2 separate regions of the Homo sapiens genome follow, and region 2 is linked to region 1. A link is a loop called in an ENCODE intact Hi-C map of the cell type or tissue named here. Cell type or tissue: OCI-LY7. All regions are shown on one strand. Links, peaks and the distances in the headings refer to the core of each region. The heading gives the core; the rest is flanking DNA.

The links. Peaks named below come from ENCODE experiments on the same cell type or tissue, not always from the same donor. Only the 100,000 strongest peaks of a DNase experiment are listed, where the experiment ranks them.
Region 2: a loop joins it to region 1, with 4 times the contacts of the local background. A loop is called at or near these places in 4 of 110 quality-filtered maps.

The regions. Positions count from the first base shown.
Region 1 is chr18:49,020,325-49,023,224 of GRCh38, forward strand. No RefSeq gene overlaps it. Among named protein-coding and RNA genes, the nearest start is that of DYM-AS1, 1.9 kb to the right of the region's middle. In OCI-LY7, for the core only: CTCF peaks have their summits at 1,695 (motif pointing right) and 2,582; a DNase peak (open chromatin) is centred at 1,677; H3K4me3 peaks cover 1,293 bases; H3K27ac peaks cover 927 bases.
Region 2 is chr18:48,775,471-48,778,370 of GRCh38, forward strand. All of the region lies in intron 9 of CTIF (cap binding complex dependent translation initiation factor), which reads left to right. LOC107985147 (a long non-coding RNA gene) reads left to right here. Exons shown (of 2, transcript XR_001753444.2): 1 at 1-319; 2 at 1,355-2,900. Among named protein-coding and RNA genes, the nearest start is that of CTIF-AS1, 65 kb to the right of the region's middle. RefSeq lists enhancers at 591-1,091, 1,092-1,592, 2,828-2,900. In OCI-LY7, for the core only: CTCF peaks have their summits at 1,771 (motif pointing right) and 1,975; a DNase peak (open chromatin) is centred at 1,771.

The DNA of each region.
Region 1 (2,900 bases), core at 140-2,639:
GAGGAATCGTGGCCAGCCCTAGGGACAGGGGACTTGGGTGGATATGCAGACTCCCCCACCCCCGGCCTTCTTCTCCACCCAGGGAGGCTGCCCTTTGCCCCTCACCCTGTGCCCCATGCCTCTTCCACCCTCACCCCTTCTATAGATCGTCACAGACCCCAAACCAGGCTCCCTGGTGGTGGCTTGCTGTGGTTTGGGGTGGAAGTCTGGCAACCCAGACCCTACCCCCATTCCCCCATCCTGGCACCTCTGCTCTCTGAATCCCCTGAAGGCTCAGGTGGCCTGAAGTTGTCTTTCTTGCCTCTGGGGAGCTGACATTGGAAGCCCCAGTCATGGCCTCTCCCGAGTCCAGACCTATGTCTCCGGTGGTTTCTGCATGTCCACAGGGATGTGTCATCCCCACTACAGACTCGGCATGCCTGAAAACAGCCTCCTCACCTCCCCTCGGCCCCAAAACGCACCACCCCCTCCACTGACATCCTCCCAGGCGCCCAGCCTGAGGCCATCACCTGGAATCAAATCCCACCAGCACGGACAGAGGCGGCCGCGTGGCGGGCAAGGGGAAAGAGGCGCTGGCTCTGGAGCTGGGGAAGCTGGGTCCAAGCCCCTGCAGTCCCTGTGTGAGCTGGGGCCCAGAGCTACCTCCTGAGGCCTCAGTTTCCCCTCTGTTTCGGAGCTGGTGGGAGAGTGACTGAGACTGGGTGAAGTGTGTGGAGAGTGGCAGGGGGCTCGTCCAGTGTGGGTCCCGGATCCCGCATGGGAACCCTTGCAGTCGTCAGGGCCTGGCTGCAATTGCCTGTGAGGGCCCTGCCTACCCTGGCCTCCCCTCCGCTCCCACACAGCTGTCCAGTTCCACCATGACCTTTGCCAAGCCATGCCCCGGCTCAGACCCCTCCAGGGCCGGCATGGTCACCACACTGGAGTCCAGTGCCACTGCCCCCACTGCCACAGCTGGGCCCTGGCTACCCCTCTAGCCCTTCACCAGGACATCCCATCCCCACCTCTCCAGGCAAAGCGCACAGCTAGTGTGGTCCCCCACCTCCATCTGCAGCACGCAGCCCCCAGGGGCCCTAACTCACCCCCTCTTCCCTCACAGGGCTTCCCTGCCGTCCAGTGTTGGGTGAGAAAGGTGGAGGGGACATGTAGCCCCGGATGGAGGTGCAGCACCAACGAGAGAGCTCCGGCCTGTGGGAGGGACGCTCAGGCTTAGGTCAAAGCCAGGAGCTCCGGGAAACCTGGGTTCAGCCGCCACGCCCCACGGAGGGGACACACCCTTCCCTGCCTGATGGCAGGGCCCATGGTAGACAAAACCCATGACCTCACCTCTCCTGGCTCCAGGGCTCAGCCCTGCCCACTTCTGGAGAATTCCATGACTCAGGTAACAGAGGAGGGGCCTAGCCAGTCTCAGAGCCAAGGTCACACCGCCCTACACCTTGCTGTCCCCACAGCATCTGCAGGAGGAGCATGCCAGGACCAGAGACCCAGGGAGCAGCCTCACCAGAGGGAAAAGAGCCTGTAGAGTGGTGAGCTCAGGTTTGTAGCTCCCGCAGGCAGGGCATGAGGGGCTGGGAGGCGGGGCCTGGGCCTGGCGTCAGGGAGGTTACCTAGCAGACGGTCCCACAGTCCACACTCAGGGCTGCCAGGTACAGCTGCATGGGTTGTGCACTGCTTAACTGCAGAGGGCGCCCCACACACAGACTTGACATGCTGGCTGGACCACAACGTGATGGCCCTGATTGTTACACACAGACACATACACACGCACGTGCACACACATGCAGACACACACATACATGCACACGCATGCATACTTGGGTCCACACAGCCTTTTTTTTTTTTTTTTTTTAAAAGAGGTGGGTCTTGCTCTGTCACCTAGCCTGGAGTACAATGGTATGATCATAGCCCACTGTAGCCTCGACATCCTGGGCTCAAGCAATCCTCCCGCCTCAGCCTCCTGGAAATATAGGTGTGTGCCACCACACCCAGCTAGATTTTAAAATGCTTTTTAGTGGCAAGATCTCACTATGTTGCTTAGGTTGGTCTTGAACTCCTGGGCTCAAGTGATCCTCCCGCCATGGTCTCCCAAAGTACTGGGATTACACACAGCCTCTTGGGGAGTTATTTCACACCTGTGTCCTAATGGGCTCACACGGCCTCTGCCCTGTTTAAGGATGGCAACAGTGAAGTAAAGGAGTGACTGTTGGGCAGGGGAATGGGCTTGGAATGGAAGAGCTGACCTGAAACCACTTTGCTGGGCCTGCCACATGTTCTCAAATATCAAAATCATCATCACAGCCCTAACTAGGACCCACTGGGCCAGGGCTGGGGCCACCCTCTCCACTGGCCATGGCCTCAGCTGAGTGGAGCCACTTCCCATTCTCTGAACCTGCCTTGATTTGGGGCTGACCAAGCCCTTGCTCATGGTGTCCCCAAGCTGGATCTCCCCCATATGGACTTTGAGGCACAGATGAAATGTGACGTTGCACGTGGAGGCTGCCCTGGCCCCTGGAAGGCCTGCACCACCCACCCCCGAGGCTGCAGGCTCTCCCTTCCCTGGGCTCCCGCCTCCCCTCCCACAGGCGTGCCCATGCCTTGCCTCTTAGGAGCTCCCCTCGGGATAACACTTCCAGCAACACACACCTGTGAGGCATGGACCATGGATGCATCAGGCTCTGCTCTGAGGGCGCCACCTTGCAGCACGGGCTTAATCTTCGTAACAGCTTTGCGTGAACATCAATTATTACCTCCATTTTATAGATAAGGAAATGGAGGCCCTGAGAGGTCCCACAGCCAGTACGTGCTGGAGTGTGATTGGAACCCAGGTGGTCTGTCTCCGGGGTCCATGTTCTTCAGCCCCTCTATGATGCTGCCTTCCCTCTTTTCAGGCTCTGGAGTGAATG
Region 2 (2,900 bases), core at 211-2,710, 240 kb before region 1:
GTAGGACTTGAGGTTTGGGTGCAGCACTGTAGACAGCCCAGGATCCAGCCACAAGGAAAGCTCTCCAAGGGGCCCTGGGACTGGCCTGGAGGCCCCACAGGGTTCCCTGAGCTCAGTACTGTGAAACCCCAGTGAAACAGGCACTGGCCTCTGCCTGACACATAAAGGGGGGCAGGGCCAGCTCAGCCAGAGGGCAGTTTAGGAACATCAGAGGAAGGGGCAAGCCCTGTAAGTGGAGTAGGTTGAGGAAGGCTTCCTGGAGGAGGAAGCATGAAGGAAGAGGCAGGATCTGGGTGGAAGGAAGACAACAAGAGGATCTGTAAGTGGCAGGACCCTTTGAGGGACTGGGGGTTGCAGAGGAGGATTGGGGAAGGAGGTACCGCCAGCCTGGCGGAGGGTGTCAATCAGCAAGCCCAGGGCTGAGGCTGCCCAGCCGGGCCGTGACCCCAGGTCACTGTAACCACACTGGCCCGTTCATTTTGCTGGCGCCTGCTTCTTGCCATTTCAGGCCAAGACCATATTTTCATCCAAAACTAAAACTTCTACCTCAAGAGGCGTGAGTTTCCTGCCAGCCTTGGGCCGTCTTTTGCAGGTGGCAGAGTGGGCTGCTGAATCTGCGACCCTGGCCAGGCTCCAGGGCCTCTGAACCCTGGGGTTTTGCTGAGGCAGGTGGTGTGGCACCAAGGGCCTGGCATCTGAGGCCAGAAGATACCCGCCACCCCTCCCTGGTGAGGTTACTGCCTTGTAGGAGAGGGTAGGGATGCCCACCTCCATATGCCCCCATGTGCCCCAACCAGCCCCTCTTTGTGCACCAGCTGCTTCCAGAGCTATATGGAGATGGGCGCCCACCGCCCAACCAGGCACAGAGGTGCAGTGCTCGCTGTGGGGGAGGGGGAGCATGATGCCACCCCCAGGAGCTCTGCAGGAGCCAGAGCAGGGTTGTGCAGGAGGCTGCCATGGGGCGGGTCTGCACAGCAACACTTGCTGCTTTCACCTCACTCCCCTCTGCAGAAGCCCCTTTTCCTCCCCTCCCTCAAGTGGTGGAGCAGGAGGCAGAAAGTCTGAAGCCAGCCCCTCAACTAATGTCACCGTCTGAGCCTCAGCATCCCCATAGGGGAAACGAGGGCACTGGGTCGGGTGTGGTCTGTGGGTCAGGTCTCCCCAGCCAGGCACCAGGCCCTCTCCAGCAGAGCCTGTGGCACCTCTGTCTGCCTCGCACAGCCCCTCAAGTGCCTTGAGCCTGTGAAGGTTGCAAGGAGGTCTAGGACTAGGGAGAGGCTGGAACCCACTGCGGGTGGGAAGAGAAGATGGGAGCTGCTCTGTCTGCAATCTGGCAGTTGTTTATCCCAAACAGGGAACCAGAAGCTGAGGATTTAAAGGCTCGGCGTGGGAGGAGGTGCTCTGGGCTGCAGGAGATCCGGTGGGGAGCCCCAGCCCTGCCTTTCCCTGGCTGGGCGACCTCAGGCCAGGCCTTCTACCCTGATGGTGGCTTCCTCACCCATAAAACATGGAGAGGTTAGAAGTCATTTCAGACATTCCTTCCAGCTTTGTTATCCCAAAGCAGATGCGCTAGGCAAACAGAGGGTGCCTGCTAAAATGCCTGTTGCTGACTGATTGGTTAGCGGGTTGACCAGTGCAGAGCAGGACCCATCCCCAACTCTCCCCACCCGGCGGGTCTGGCCGGCTCCTTCCCACCCGCCTGGCCCCATTTACAGAGTCTGGGGCCTGCTTGGCTTGTGTGTGCTGGCGGCAGCACCTGCTGGGTGGGCAGGGCGGCCTGCAGGGGGCACCAGTGTGCAAGGCCAGCCCTTCCTGCCTGCGGCCACCTCCCAGCATCTTGGCATCCTGGGGGCTGTCCCACAGGGAAGATTTAAACTATATGATGGTGACCGCCACCAAGCCACCCTCCTATGTGCAATTTTCAGACCCCTTGGGGTCCCAGCCCTGAGTCCAGAAACCTCAGGCTGAGAGTTGGACTAGAACCCACAGCAAGGGTCCCCTCCAGACCTCCAAAACGGGCCAGTGTAGTACTCATTCCCATTTTATACCCAAGACAACCAGGGCTCTTGGAGGCCACAGGAGGGCCACCGAGGTCTCAGGTAGCTTAGAAGGAGGACAGAGCATGGGTCCTGGATTCCCTGGGAACAGTGCCTGCCCAGAGACCCAGCTGCCCTTAGGAACGAATGAGTATCAACCAGCTGAGGCTGCATTTTCTTAAAATGCATTGGTTTGTCTAGTGTTGTTTATGTTCTTTCTCAAACAGCAGGAAGAGGTTGTGGGAAGAGCCCTGGCTGTCAACAGGCTTCTCCCATGCAGTAGGGGTGGACAGAGGGACTGCAGCCAGGGTCAAGGGCAGGCCATGGGGCGGTGGGACAGAGAGCAGGCCGCAGCCTCATCTGGCCTCAGTAGCCTTGTACAGAGGCAAAGGGGCTTCCGTGTGGGGTGTCAGCTCCTTCCACACCTGCCTGGACCCGGAAACAGGCATGCCTTGAGTCACCAGCAGTGGGCAGCCGTAGAGTCACTGTTTCAACACCGCCAATTTGTTGGTCCCACGCCTGGGGCCCCTGTGGTCATTGCAGTATGTTTTATGGAACATTCTGTGAGGATTCCTCTTGGGGTTTTTTAGCAGCCACCCGTTAGGATGTTCCTAAAGTAGAAGGCAAACAGCCCACAGGGCCTCAGAATTCTAGAAAAAATGTCTGTGCACAGCATGGGAGCCTGAGCCAGGAGGGCATTCTCAGCCATCTTCTAAGGAGCCAGGTAGAAAAATGGGGTCGATTCTATTGTAGTTACTTCCTTATTTTAGCTATTCATTCAGAAATGTTAGCTGTTCAAAGGGTATGTCATTTATCAATCAGGAGGCGGGAGCCCCAGGTCTGCAGGAGTGCAGGGGAGGATGT